Linked DNA regions of Homo sapiens: region 2 is linked to region 1. A link is a contact called in ENCODE Hi-C or POLR2A ChIA-PET data. All regions are on one chromosome and are shown on one strand. Each heading gives the region's core, a stretch centred on a gene start or an enhancer-like site at or near the end of the contact. The rest is flanking DNA. Distances are from core to core; before and after follow the strand shown. Region 1 overlaps LYRM1 (LYR motif containing 1). Region 2 overlaps PRKCB (protein kinase C beta).

Region 1 (7,654 bases), core at 2,341-4,840:
TCGCCACCGGCCTCGGGGACCTGCCTCACGGAAGTGGCTCGCGCGTCCAAGAGGGGAGGCCTGGTGTGGGGACGCTCAGGTGCCGGCGTGGGGCCCCCTCGGAGGCTGTGAATCTTTTGGACCCCCGAATGTAAATGGGAGATGGTAGGGGCCGGTCCGGGGGCGAGAGGTGTCTGGCTGGGGAACGTTGACCCACACCAGGTCCCGTACAGGAACGGAGACTCCCTAGGACCGTGAGAGCCAGCTTCGTAATTCTCTTGCTCTTCAAACCTGAGAGTAGGGTGTTGCTCCGTTACCTTCCATTCGTGTGCAGGAGAGAGTTAAGTAAATCAATAAAGAAGGTATCAGCAAGTGAGAAATGCCCCCCAAAGACCGGATGAGGTGACAGAAGATGGGGGGAGGGCCCCTCGAAATCGGGTAAGGTCGTTCAAAGGAGGCCACGGTTTTGCGGGGATCCGAGACAATGGGTTTTCTGGGTGGAGAGAAGAGCCAATGAGAAGGACTTTTAGGTTGGAAACAGCCAGAAGGCCATGTGGCTGAAGCAAACAGAGCCAGGGCCGGAGTGCCCTGTGATGTAGTTGGGGAAGTGGCATGACTGTAGCAGCGCCTTTTAGCCCAAGGCAGGGGTTTGGCTAATGTGTACCTTAAGGGTTTTAAGAAGGGAAGTGACCTGACCTGATTTACATTTTTAAAAATCCGCTCTGCCTGCTGGATAGAGAAGGGTGGAAGTAGTTAGACCTGTTAGGAGACTGTTGCACTGTAAGACAAAGGAGAGGTGAAGATAGTGTTGAAAGGGCCGGCCGGGCGCGGTGGCTCACGCCTATAAACCCAGTACTTTGGGAGGCCTAGGCGGGCGGATCACGAGGTCAGGAGATCGAGATCATCCTGGCCAACATGGTGAAACCCCATCTCTACTAAAAATACAAAAATCAGCTGGGCGTAGTGGCACGCGCCTGTAATCTCTGCTACTCAGGAGAATCGCTTGAACCCGGGAGGTGGAGGTTGCAGTGAGCCAAGATCGCGCCACTTCACTCCAGCCTGGGCAACGGAGTGAGACTCCGTCTTAAGAAAAAAGAAAAGGCCCTCAGTCACAGTGGAAATGGAGAGAATTCCATTCAGCATATATTTGGGAGGTAGTGCTTGCAGGACTTGCTGGGGAATTGGATGTGAAGTGTGTAGGAGAGGGAGGAACCAAGGTTAACTCCCTACGGGAAAACAGTTTAGAAAGGAATATCGAAAGTTCTCTTTTGAACATATTAAGTTTGATAAGTCTATTAACAAGTCAAATGAAGTTGTCAAGAAGTTAGATATACAAGTCGGGGAAAAATCATAGTTGGAGATAATAAATAAGGAAGGCAGGGAGGAGCTCCCAGATCACCTAAGAAGAGCGTGTAAATAAAAGAGGAAGACCCCTAAATCCCTTGGGTTCTTACCATTTAGAGAGTACCCAGAGAAGGAGAAGCCAGCAAAGGAGACGACACAGACAAGACCTCAGAGATCAAAGGAAGAGGCCCCTTAATATCCTGGAATAATGGGACCCATCCCCGTAATCAGTGAATCTCATCCACCCGCTTGCCAGCTTCTACCCGCAGCAAGTAGAAGCTAAGTCCTGGCTCAAATCTCTTCCCTCCCTCCCTCTCCCAGCTGTCAGTGCTTTTGGACTTGTGCTCAGGTAATTTGTGTCCGTTATAGAAAACCTGACTTTTTGGATAAATTGTCTGTTTATATGGCTGTCTCCCCCAGGTACTGTTTCTTATTTGTGTCTTCCTGGCTCCTGGTACAGAGCCTTGTCCATATGGTGGTTGTAGCTGGGCAGGAACACTGTGTTCATAAGGTATCAGCCATACAATCCAACAGCTTCTCACAAAAAGGGGCTTTTGTCCCTGCCACTGCTGCCAAGCCCACCACAATTACGATCAGTTCCACAATATAGTGTAAAGGGTATCAGAAGATGAATAAGAAGGCCTGGGTTTCAATCCTGGATCTGCCACTGACCAGCAGAGTGGCCATGGATAAAGCTCTTCTCTCTGAGCTGAAGGGTTGGCCTAGATTTGAAGTTGCATACTGACAAGACAGATATTGCCTGCAAACATATTGTTCAGCCCACACAGTGATTTAAATTCTTTTTTAAATTTACTTGCCAACATTTAAAAATTGGACATCAAAATCCAGACTTTGGGCTTCATTTGAAAAATCCGACAATCTGACAACACCAGCCTGAAGTTCCTAGAGGTTCCTACACAGCAACTGTCAGCCAGAGCTGAAGAGCTGTCTCCCGTCTATGTGGCTCATGCTCAGGGTTTGCCAAAAAGGCCTCTCCTCTCCTGCTACCTGGCTGACCCCTGTGGGCATTTGATTTGCAATTCTTGGTCTAGGGCTGTGCTATCCCTGTGTAGCCACTGACCACATGTGACTATTTAAATAAAAATTCAGTTCCTCCAACACAGTATGTTTCAAGTGCCAGTAGCTACCTGTGACAGGTGTGTGTCCTATTGGACAGAGCAGATAGAACCTTTCCTTCACAGAAAGTTATCTTGGTCAGCATTGGACTGGAGGAACTCGAGGGTACTATGTAGGCTAGTCATTCTCCGCATGTGAAACTCAAGGGACTTAGCCTACTGAGGAGCTCTGGTGCCTCTGCAGATGGGAAAGTTGCGCATTCAGTAGTTATTTGATGGTGGAGGAAGCTGTCCTGAAGGCCTGGACCCCTGCACAGAATGTGGTTATTTATCAGAGAGTTGGATCAAGGGTCAGGTGCTAGAAAGCCCCAACTGTATCTAGTGTGGCATGCAAAGCTCTTTGGTCAGTTTCCTAATCCAGTTCCTCAGAAAACTATAACAAAGCAAGAACTTAAGTCAGTGTCTTGTGTTCTCAGACTTTTCGATTTGATATGAAGGGTGAAAGATCCTGGCTGGGGAGTTATGAATGAATGAATGAATGAATGAATGAATGATCTTTAGCATTGGCCTTCAATTCCAGCCCCCCCACCACATCTCTTCCACTGCCTTCTACTACTAGTAACTGGTGACTGCTTTTTCACCACCTCTGACTGACCCGTACCTTTTCTTTGCCTGTTAAAATATGCTAATAAGGAAACATACTTCCATTTCTTTTGAATTGAGGGGCCCATAACTTTTCATTTAGAACTTCTATCCCTGATGGGAAAAATAGCTGTATATCTATTGGTTGTTATCTTGGTTACAGTAGCCTGATTGGAGTTCCCCTGTACAAATATAATCTTGTGTGCGCTCCGGTGCTGGTATGATATATTTAGAATGGGTGTGCTTGCCTCCTGTGATCTTGTTTGGGATAGACATTTTAGAAGTCTTTCAGACATTTTTTGTTTTGGCCCCGTGTTCTAAAAACTTCCCATATTACAGGGCCTAAACTAAATTATTTTCCCTTAGGTAAAATAAAAATGCCATCCACCCTCTCCTCCCTGCCCCCTATTGCTGACAGACCATATTCTTATCATTTTCTGTGTAAAAAGATGCTGTTTCATAAAATAGCTGCGGTATGATTAAGTATACCACACAAGCATATCCTGAAATTTGCAAAACAGTGTGTGGCATGTGAGGCATTACACTTCCCTTTTTGGATTCTAGTAACCAAAAACTGAATCTGAAACAGGAAATAAGTCTGTGGTTGTGTGTGTGTGTGTGTGTGTGTGTGTGTGTGTGTTTAATTGATAGGAGGATATGGGACCAGAAATGTATGGAGAACAATTTCACTTAAAGGTTATTGGATTGGGGTAAGAATATGGGTGTACACCAAAAAGGAGGGAGTATAACAGATCTAAGAGAAAAGTGCCCTGAGGGATAAACAAGGAGTAAGAGATAAAGGAAGAAAAATAGGAAGGGAAGCCTGGTCATGCCTTTGGTGTTGGCACCTGCATTATATTTCCAGTAAGAAGTATGCGCTGTGGTCTGAAGATAAGCGGTGCTTCCAACAGGGTTATTTACTCATACCAAAGAACAATAGTCCTTTGCTGTACAGGGATTATTAATGATCAGAGGGAAACAGCTTTAGGAAAATCCATTACTACCACAAAGCAATAAATTCACCAACAGGCCACACATTTCTCTCCTATTCAGACAAAGCTTAGCATAGATAAAAGAGACCTCGTTGTTCTTCCTCTGTTTCCTCCTATTCAGGTAACATTTGCCTTTGTTAACTCTCAGTGCTAAGTGATGTTACATGGATTATTTCATGAATAATCCTTACGACTCTGAAAGGGGTTCTGCTATTACCCCATTGTACATTCTAAGAAACCAAGTCTCAGGCAGTTAATAATTTGCCCAATGGGGTAAAGTCAAGATTCAAACCCAGCCTTGTCCGCCCAGAGCCCAAAATAAATGTTCATTTATTTTGTATTATATCTGCTATTCCTTACAAATGGGACAGACATTCCCTACTCTGCTATACAGGGCAAGAACATCTGGTTGCTCTGACATTAGCAAGAGCATTTCAATTCTGTAGAGGTTTTCCAAATGATAGTTTTAAGTCACAGTTTTCTAGATTGATTTTAACCCATGATCATTGAGTATAGTGGACCTTATTCCCCAAAAGGATTTTTTCAGGAAAAAAGTATCAGAACCCCATTCTTCTATGTTTGGTTCTAAACTTCATGGAAATATTATAAGGTATTTCAGTCCAGTGGACAAACCCTAACCAGCCTTAAGAAAACTTAAGAGTGAGGGTTACATCATAGCTGTGTCTCTTACGCTGTTCTGGATGAAACTGATGAGGATTCCTCCCCAAGTAACACTGAGTCTCCAGTTCTTTATCCTGACACACACTGCTCTTGAAAGCATCCTAGTAAGGGTTAATTAGTATTTAACCCTTCAATGCTCTGGGATCATCAGTTGGGAAGCTTGTCCAGATACCATCGTGTGTATCTCAGGATGAGAACATACGTTATCAATGACCATTCTGTGTGTGTAAATTTATTCTTCTAATACATATTTGTCATGTTCCAACTATGTGCCAGCCTAGGCATGTAATGTACAAGACAGTCCCAAATCTCCCCCTGCTCTCCCCACCTCCTACTCCCTGCAACACACACATGGTGGAAAAAGAAAGGTAAGTCATGCAAAATTATGATAGAGTAGGATGAACATTATGACAGGGGTATGCCAGAGGTGCCAGGAGTGCACATAGCCGGGACACTGACCCAGCCCCAGTGTGAAAAGGGCACCCGTCCAGAAGTGATGGAAGTCAAAAGGTGGAAGCAGCAAATAGGCAAAGAAAGGGTATTTCAGTTGTATGAAGTAGAGAGGCTTCCTATGGCAAAAAGAGGGACATTGCACATACAGAAGACCATGATCTCATTTGGGTGGAGTTTATGATTCCCCCTCCTTGCTAAAAAATCATAAAGTACTTGGGAGAGAAATTTGACTATACTACGGTCATGAGTTCTGATGAGGGAAAAAATTCCACCTAGGGGTAGGTCTTTCCTGAAATAAATGGAAAGGGGTGTTTAACTTCCTGGGGCTTGAAAATCAGGGTAAATTCCTCTTGCCTTTGTCCCATTTCTTATTTGTACTGCAACACATTTTCTTTAGAAGGCAAAGCCTCATGAGAGTCCAGCATTTGGAATTTGGACATTCCTGAGACCAGAGTCATACTTCTATAAATCTCAGCTGGGGAAAGGGAATTTTCATCTCTGCTCTTAAATTCCTAAGTGTTCATGCTGCAATGGTCTTTCCAAAGGCAGAGGAACTGTTCCAGAGGTGGGGTAAAAGGGCACAGTGGATGAGGCCCCTCATACCAGCAGATCTTTCCATAGTCCTCCTGTAGAAACACCAAGTGTCTGGGTATGCCTTGTACAGTAAGTTCTTGGAACCTCCCCAGACCCTCTCACTGCACTTTGGACAGTGAGTGGCAGAGTGGGTGGGTGTTTGGTGTTTGGTTTTTGTTTTTGTTTTTTAGACTGATCGCTGCCCATTATGAGTCCCCATTACTGACTCCAAAATAGAAAAGCTTGTGGTCAGTCAGGAAAATGATCATCCAGCTTTTTTGGCTCTTGACCCTGACTCCTGTCAACTAATTAGGGGCATTAGGCAAGATCTTGTTTCACCATCTGTACAAGTGTTGGAATTATAAGTAGTTATGATATACAGTAGTTTGATATACAGTGTATTTAAAAAGATATAAATCAGACCGTGTTACTCCAGCTTGCATAAAATCTACCAGTGTCTTTTGCGCTTAAGACCAGAAACAAAGTGCCTTTCCAAGGCCTACCCCCAACCTGTGCTGGATTCTGTGGACCTGTGGCCCCTTTCCCAAAGGCTCTTGTTGCATTCATGTTCATCTTTTTTATTTTCATTTTTTGAGATAGAGTCTGACTCTGTTGCCCAGGCTTGAGTGCAGTGGCGTGATCATAGCTCACTGCAGCCTTTATCACCTGGGCTCAAGGGATCCTCCCACCTCAGCCTCTGAAAGTGTTGGGCTTATAGGCATGAGCCACCATGCCTGGCTAATGTTTTTATTTTTCAATGGAGATGGGATCTCCCCGTGTTGCCCAGGCTGGTCTCAAACTCTTGGGTTCAAGCAATCCTCCCACCTCAGCCTCCCAAAGTGCTGGGATTACAGGCATGAGCCACCATGCCCTGCCTCATGTTCATCTTTGAAGTCGATTCCCACGTCACATCCTTTGCTCCTGTTGTTCCCTCTACTTGCACCAGCTTCCCCTTACCTGGGTCCGTTATTAGGTTCCATCACACCATTCAGGACTCAGCTCAAATGTCACTGACCACCCAGAAAATAACCCCCACCTCTGGTCATTTGTATCTTATTACTCTTCAGAGCACATATGACTGTCTGAAATTCTTGTTCTTGTACATCATCTGCCTATGCCACTAGAATATAAGCTCAAGGAGGGTAGGGACCATGGCTGCTTATTTATCACTGTATCCCCAGAAACGGCAGGTGTCTGGCACATGGTGGACCTTCAATAAATGTTGAGTGAGTGGATGGATGGATGGATCCTTGGAAGGGAAGAGTAAGGCCTACCAGGTAGTAGCACTGTAGTGAGCCCCTGCACTGGTGGCTTTTATGTTGGCTCCATTGGAGTCAGAGGGGACAGGGTTGCCACGGGGAATGGAAGAGCAAAGCGGTGCAGCCATGTGCCCAGCCTGCTTAGAGCATGCTGGTGTGTAACATAATTAAAAAGGGCGGTTGCAGGTTAGGAGCAGGGGCAGGTGGCAAATGGGGAAGGCTATTGGAATTCACATCAATGTGCAAAAAAATTGCTTCCTTTGCTCTTTGTATAGAAAGGGACTAGAATTATTTAGTTCCCTTTGTCACAACTAGCTAAGCTCTTTAAAGCAATCAACAGACATTCAACATTTATTGAGATTGAACAGTGTATTTCGTGATTAAAAGCATGGGCTCTGACTTCAGACCAGCTGAGTTTGAATCCTAGCCCTGCCTATTGTTAGCTGTGTGACCTTGGACAAGTTACTTAGTCTCTGCATCAGGTTCCTCCTTTGTAAAATGGGGATAATGGTAGTATCTGCATATATAGAGTACCTAGCAAATTATCTGGCACACAGTAAATGCAAAGCAAATGTAACTTTTAATATTTTTCTTACTGTAATGAACAAGATACAATCCCTGCCCTTCAGGAATTCAGACTCAGAGAAGAAAAAAC
Region 2 (7,654 bases), core at 3,122-5,621, 3.0 Mb after region 1:
AGGCCAGACTCATAAATCACACATTGATAACTCAGTGTGATGTGTGCTGTAATGGTGGAGAGGGGGGAGAAATGCCAGGAGCAGCTCACCTCCCAGGGTCCTGGGGAGGCTGCACAGAGGAGCCTGAGTTCTCAGTTGGGTTTTGAGGCAGAGGAAGCAGTGAAAGAGAGAGGAAGAATGTCAGTGAGGTGCGGGGAGAAGCAAGAGAGAGAAGACACTTGGCAGGAAGAAGTAGTTGAAGTACCCGGGGATGTTTAGCTTGAAGAATAGAAAATTTGGAGGAGGCAGAGAAAAGGCAGGAAACTTTAAAAGCAGGAGAGAAAGACCTCCAGGTTCCCAAAGGGAGCATGGCACTTCTCAAGGGGGTGAGGTTGACAGCATTAGGAGAGAGAGAGAGAGAAAGAGAGAGAGAGAAAGAGAGAGAGCGAGAGAGTTGTCAAGGAAGGGAAGGACCCATGGAGGGGAGAGCACAGGTGAAAATGAGAAGTGATGGGAAAATGGGTGGGAAATAAATGAAGTTTTGAGGCCAGTTGAGAAATCTTGCTTGGTGGTTTCTATTTTCTTTGTGAAGCAGAAAAAAAGAGGAATTAGACAGACCTGCATTCAAATCTCATGACCCCAGGCAAATTTCTTATCCTTAGCTTCTTCATTTTGAAAAAGGGGTGAATGATAATAGGACCTACCTAATAAGAGTTGTCAGGATCAAATATGTTAGTGCTTGTGTAAGATGCAGTGGCACCCTGGCACTTAGTACCAAAAAAAAGTACTATAAATGTTGTCACCTATTGAGGGAGTCCGGGTTTGGGTGCTTGATACATAGAAATATCATGAATAGCAGCAGAGAATACAAGAAGAAGAGAAAGCTTGGGGGAGAAGATAGAGAATTATGCGTTGGGTATGTTGAGGATGAGGTGCCTGTGCCATATCCGGGTGTAGGTGCCCAAAGGCAACTGGAAGTCATGAGAAGTCAGGGATAGAGGTAAATGTTTGGGAGTTGTTAATACAGGGGTGCATTTTTAAAATATCTGAAGTATGTTACTGGTGGCACTCAAAGATTTTTAATGATGTAAGGTATTCAACAACATGGAACTACGTAGTTTTAAAAGAAATTCTCTTGTAGGCCGCGTGTGGTGGCTCACACCTGTAATCCCAGCACTTTGAGAGGCCAAGGTGGGTGGATCACTTGAGGTCAGGAATTCCAGACCAGCCTGGTGAACATGGTGAAACCCCATCTCTACTAAAAAAAAAAAGAAACAAAACAAATCAAAACAAAAAAACCGGGCATGGTGGTGTGTGCCTGTACTCCCAGCTACTCGGGAGGCTGAGGCAGGAGAATTGCTTGGACCCGGAGTCAGAGGTTGCAGTGAGCCAAGATCGCGCTACTGTACTCTAGCCTAGGCAACAGAATGAGACTCAGTATAAAAAAGAAAAAAATGTTTTTTTCTTTTAATTCTTCGGGTTAAGGAGAGTGTCTTAGTTTGGTGCTATCATGTCCTAAACATCTTTCTAATGCATGCAAATCTCCCTTTTAAGCTAAAAGAATGAAGCAATCTCAGACTCAGAGCTATGTACCTGCTAGAATTTAATAATTTAAATTTTCATTGTGTTCTTCATACTCACCTTCTATTTATAGCAAGTGTTACTAGCTCTCCAATTCTGGAGGTTGTTTCAGATAGGATGCATTAGTTCTTTTTTTTTTTTTGAGACAAGGTCTTGCTCTGTCACCCAGGCTGGAGTGCAGTGGCACAAACACAGCTCACTGCAGCCTCAACCTCCCAGGCTCAAGCAAACCTCCCACTTCAGCCTCCCAGGTAGCTGGGACTACAGGCATGTCCCACCATTCCTAGCTAATTATTTTATTTTTTATAGAAACAGGGTCTCACTGTGTTTCCCAGGCTGGTCTTGAATTTGGGCTCAAGCAATCCTCACACCTCCGCCTCCTAAAGTGCTGGGATTACAGGCATGAGCCACCATGCCTGACCTGCTTTGGTTCTTAAAAACAGAATATCTGGCGAGCCTAACAAGGAGGCTGGTGGTTCCAGGGTTGGTTTAATCAAAGACTTAACACTGTCATCAAGCGCCTCTCAGTTATTTGCTCTGCCATCCTCAAAATGTGATCAGTGTCTCCCTTCTTGGTCCCAGGAAGGCTGTGATAGCTCCCAGAATCACATACTCACAGGGCAAAGCAGGAAGGAAGGGGACATAGGACAAAGGATTTGTGTTTAAGTATTTCATGTCACATTTGCATGTGGTGCTTGGAGCTGTGGCAGCTATGTTTTGACCATGAGGGACAAGGTTGGCAAGCTGTAAATGGCAGTGTAAAAAGAGGGAGAGGATCTGTCTCCTTCACAATATCCTTGAGCCCCTGAATTCACTAATCTTGATATAGCTCTATCTCTTGAAATTTTGTTTTGTTAGATAATTCTCTTACTGCTTAAAACGTCTTAAGATGGGTTTTCTGTTCTTTCCAGTAGAATGCATTGTATCTCACACAATTTGAGGTTATTGCCTCAACCTACTCTGAATCATTGCTCCTCCCCCTTTTTTCCTGGTTGATTAGCTTCTCTTGAGATTGTGTCTTATCTTCCTGGTTTTTTGTATGTCGGGTAATTTTGGATTGTATCCTGGACACTGTAAGTGTTGTGCTGTGGAGACTCTGGATTCATTCGTATTTCTCTGAAAAGCATTGATGTTTTTGTTTTAGTAGGCCATTGACTTGGTTGGACAGTAGACTGTCTCTGGGACACCAGCTCAGATGTCAGTTCTGTTTTTTATTTTATCCTTGAGTCTTCTTTGGGACTGCCCCATGCATGCATGGTTCAAGAGTCAGCCAGACATTTGGGTGGGGTTTAGACACAGAATTTGGGGCTCTTCTCTCTTGGCTGTCTCTATTATGGAATTCCTTCCTCACTTTCCAGAAGCCGTGAGTGACCTGAAACCTGTCCTCTGGTTCTGTACACCAGAAAGACTTGAGGCTTCATGTTGAAGTTTTAGCTGACAGCAGCTTGCGTTCAGGGGAAAAGCTGTAAAATGACCATTCCCTTCTTCCAAGTTTCAACCTCTCTGCAGAATCTGCTTTCTTTTGTTCACTTTCGAGTAATTTCAGGAAAAAATTTTTTTTTCGTTGAGAGTTTTTACTTGTTACCTATGGAAAGGTTGGGTCTAGCTGAAGCTTGCTTGCCCATAACAGAAACGAGACTCTTTTCTGTCTAACACATGGGAAAACTAACGCCCAGAGAGGTGAAGTCATTTCCCCAATTGTCAGAGGCACTTGAGCCAGAGTGACTCCATCTTGAGTAAGGGCTAGGAAAATAAGACCGGGACTTGCTGGGCTGCATTCCCAGAAAGAAAGGTATTCCTAGCCTCTAGATGTCTACAGTTAAGGGAACAGATTGATAATGTTTACTAAACAGAGCCAGGCTTGGCAGTGTCCAGCTATCCCGATATCTTGAGAACAAAGGCATTCCTAATTTTGCTTTAAGGATAATAATATTGATTATTGCAAAACAGAGTAATTAAGAAAATTAATCCTTTATCACAAACCCTTGTAGCAGAACACATCTCTCCATGATTTTTAAAATCATATATATATGATTTATATATATGATTATATAATATATAACATATATGATCATATAATCATATATATGCATGTGTATGTGTATATATATACACATGCATATATATGTATATATGTGTATACATACATACGTATATATGTGTATATATACATACATATATATGTGTATATATATACATATATATACACATACACACACACACACACACACACACACACACGAATATTTTACCTAGGGTGGACGTGCTCCTTCTCTTACTTTTAGGAACCCCCTACTCTGTCTATGGAGTAACTGTTCTTTCACCACTTTACTTTCTTAATAAACTTGCTTTTGCTTTGCACTGTGGACTCACCCTGAATTCTTTCTTGTGCAAGATCCAAGAACCCTTTCTTGGGGTCTGGATCAGGACTCCTTTCCTGTAATACAATGTCACAGAGCTCTTAAGTGGCAGAGCTTGGGGCCAAACTTAGGCTGCTGCACCCGATGTCCCAGCTCCTCTGCCCTATCTAGCTGTGGATTTGTGCCTCGAAATAGAATTGCATTTTGAATGCAGTTTCATTTTCGTATGGAAAGTGTCTATCCTGTAAATGTAACTGTAGCAGCCCCAAAGCTGAGCTGGGCAGTTTTATGGCAGCCTGGAGTCAGTCTTGTCCGCTTCCAATCAGGGTTCCTGGACTGGCTCCTATATTAAAATTGGTATTAGTAGACAATGTTCCAGGCAGAGTTTTGGATAGAAACTATCCATCAGCACCAAGAATGTGCCTGATTTGGTAATCTTTTTACCAAAGTAAAAGTCAGTAGTAAGTTGTGGTTAAAAGAGAGGAAGTTCAGAGTTCAGTACGTTATTTCTCTCTCTCTCTCTCTTTGTTTAAATAAAAGAGGAAGTTACTGCTCTTATTTTTGTACCAGCCCGTCAGTAATGGGTACAGAGTAAAATCTTAGCTAAGCTGAGGTCAAACTTCAAAACTTAGTAATAAGGATCTCCCTTGTTCCTTTGTAGGGCGACTAACATGAAGGTTCTGACTCTTAACCCATAGAGCCACAAAAAATAGTCCTAGGAAAATCATATGATTTTATTTATTTTAGGAACAGAAATGGTCCCTTCCGAAGTAGAGGCATTTCTACTTCTTTCCTAAACACCATCTCTGCTCAGTGAGCTCTCCCACCCTCAGGTACTGTGTTTCAGGCTTATTGCTGTATTGCTAGAAGTATCCTCACCTTCGAGATTAAGAAAAGATATTTATTGCCGGGCACAGTGGCTCACGCCTGCAATCCCAGTCTTTTGGGAAGCTGAGACGGGAGGATCACTTGAGCCCAGGATCTTGAGACCAGCCAGGGCAGTATAGTGAGAACTCATCTTGAAAAGAAAAATTTATTGAGCTCCTACTGTATACTGGGGATACAGCAATAGGCAAGATAGCCCTTGCTCCTCATGTAACCTACAGATAATAAACAAGATTACAAACAAACAAAATAAGAGGTCGTTCTAGATTATGATAAGTGATGGAAAAGAAAAAACCTGTATCTACTTCTTATAGCAGAGACCTGCATTGGGAGTTGCTGTGATCAAACAGGAAACGGAAGGTGGAGTTTGCTTCTGTATCCCTCCATCCCTGAGTGGAGGCTGGGTGCTTCTCACGACCAGGGCCTCTGAGATTTCTTTTTTTGTTTTTTTTAAATTATTTTAGATTAAGGGAGTACATGTGCAGTTTCGTTACGTGGTTATGGAGCGTGATGCTAAGGTTAGGGTTTCTATTGGTCGCGCCACTCACATAGTGAACCTAGCATCTGATAGGTAGTTTTTTGACCCCCTTCCCCTATGCCCTCTCCCTCTTGGGGTCCCTAGTGTCGGTTGTTTCCATCTTTATGCCCCTGTGTACCCAATGTTTAGTTCCCACTTCGAAGTGAGAACATGTGGTATTTGGTTTTCTGTTTCTGCATTAATTTGCTTAGGATAATGGCCTCCAGCTGCATCCATGTTGCTGCAAAGGACACAATCCAAATAAGCACAATCAGAAATGACCAAGCTGACATTATGACTGATCCCACAGAAACACAGGAGATCCTCAGGGATGACTATGAACACCTCTATGCACACAAGTTAGAAAACCTAGAGGAAATGGGTAAATTTCCTTTGCACACAACCTCACAAGATTGAACGAGGAAGAAATAGAAATCAAGATTTATTTTCTGTTTTGTTTGTGTGTGTGTGTGTGTGTGTGTGTGTGTGGTTTTTTGTTTGTTTGTTTGTTTTTTGGACAGGATCTCATTCTGTCACTCAGACTGAGGTACAGTAGCACAATCACACCTCACTGCAACCCTGACCTCCTGGGCTCAGGTGATCCTCCCACCTCAGCCTCCAGGGCAGCTGGAACTACAGGCATGTACAACAATGCCCGGCATATATATATATATATATATATATATATATATATATATATATATATATATATGTGTGTGTGTGTGTGTGTGTGTGTGTGTGTGTGTGTGTGTGTGTGTGTGTGTATATGTATATTTAAATTTTTATATATAAATATATATCTATCTTTGTAGAAATGGGGTTTTGCCATGTTGTGCAGGCTGAAATTGAGATTTCCTAATGTAAGAAACAGAGCCCCAAGGGGCTCTTCTTGGGCTGGTCGCTGTATTTCATCAGGTGCCTCTGTGTTGGACACTTACTTCCCTCCATTGCATAGATTGGATCCTTTATGCTTAGCCTAGACTCTGCCCTTTGGGATGCAAGGAGCTGAGTGAAGGTTCTGGGAGAGTAGGCTTAAGCCCAGAAGAGGGAGGCCTCTCTCTGGATGTCATGCTAGAGCCTGCCTTTTAGTCTTTGTGTTTCCACTCTCCATCCTCCTCTTCTGGAGTTCAGAACCCCTTCCTGGTCAAATTGCCCCCGGGCTCTATGGGATCCTGTGGGATTCTATCCTTTGAGTCTACCCCACCCTTCAAGTACTTCCTGTCTTTTCACACCTAAGTGAAAGAAAGTAGGATAAGAACAGCAGTTGTTAACTTGATTGATTGTAAATTGCCTTCATTAGAAAATGTTAATTATCGCCCCTGGGAAGGGATTAATCCTTTAGGTCTCTAGGTTACTAGACTGGCAAAAGCCAAGTGTGCCTTGGTTGACTGTTTCTTTCTGAGAGTAAAGAGAAAACATCAGGGGAGGTAGAAACCTCAGTCATGGGGTAATCATTATGGCCATGTTTATCCCCATACACGTATCTTCTGCTGATTCTGGAGTCAGCTAGATTTTGTGACCCAGCATAGATGATATAGTGACATTGTCCTGCTGTGTTAAAAAATTTAAGTTCATAAGAAATGCATAAGTACAATCTCATCAGGATAAATTACACAACATAGATAAGATTGAAGACCTTTTAACTCTTTTGACGTCTCAATTTAGTCCCCTCTACCTTCCCCAGAAGCCTATTGTTTGTAAATTTGGTGTCTCTTATAGAACTCTGTAGCATTCCAAAGTCTGAACTTTCTCCCATGCATATGGCCACTTCCCTGTTGATGAACATTTAGATTCTTTTTTGGAGGGGTTGTGTCTATTACAAACAGCATGGCAATGAGCATCTTTCTACACATCTCATCAATATGCAAGTGTTTCTCGTGTTCCTCGGAAGTATAATGGCTTAGCCCTGGGGTATACACGATTCAGCTTTTAATAGGTTTTGCCAAATGTTCTCCAGAATAGCTGGACCACTGTATACTCCCACCAGCAGTGTGTGTTTCCGTCTCACTGCATCTTTCCCAGACCATGATATTATCAGGCCTTAACACTTTTGCCAATCTGATGGGAGAAAAATGGCATTTAATTTTAATGATCCTTTCCTGTCCCCTTCTCTTCTCTTCTCTTCCCTTCCCTTCCCCTTCCTTTCTTCCTTCCCTTCCTTCCCTTCCTTCCCTTCCTTCCCTTCCTTCCCTTCCTTCCTTCCTTCCTTCCTTCCTTCCTTCCTTCCTTCCTTCCTTCCTTCCTTCTCTCTCTCTCTCTTTCTTTCTTTCTCTTTCTTTCTTTCTCTTTCTTTCTTTCTTTTCTTTCTTCATTTCCTTTCCTTTCTTTCCTT

Evidence for each region. Hi-C counts contacts between places; a loop is a spot of excess contacts on that map. ChIA-PET counts read pairs that join two places held with the same protein, here RNA polymerase II (POLR2A). Pooled maps may share reads with other maps.
Region 2: a pooled map shows a loop between it and region 1 (8-fold over the local background). The contact joins two enhancer-like sites. A Hi-C loop is called at or near these places in 1 of 50 pooled maps. POLR2A ChIA-PET finds 5 or more read pairs at or near these places in 2 of 52 experiments (K562 and naive thymus-derived CD8-positive, alpha-beta T cell).

Annotation. Positions count from the first base shown.
Region 1 is chr16:20,901,046-20,908,699 of GRCh38, forward strand. All of the region lies in intron 1 of LYRM1 (LYR motif containing 1), which reads left to right. Among named protein-coding and RNA genes, the nearest start is that of LYRM1, 4.1 kb to the left of the region's middle. RefSeq lists an enhancer at 1-703. Within about 2 kb of position 3,591, at least 12 of the 41 ENCODE cell types and tissues checked have a DNase peak (open chromatin) inside an H3K27ac peak, as active enhancers do.
Region 2 is chr16:23,859,485-23,867,138 of GRCh38, forward strand. All of the region lies in intron 2 of PRKCB (protein kinase C beta), which reads left to right. Among named protein-coding and RNA genes, the nearest start is that of PRKCB, 27 kb to the left of the region's middle. RefSeq lists an enhancer at 6,276-6,922. Within about 2 kb of position 4,372, at least 7 of the 41 ENCODE cell types and tissues checked have a DNase peak (open chromatin) inside an H3K27ac peak, as active enhancers do.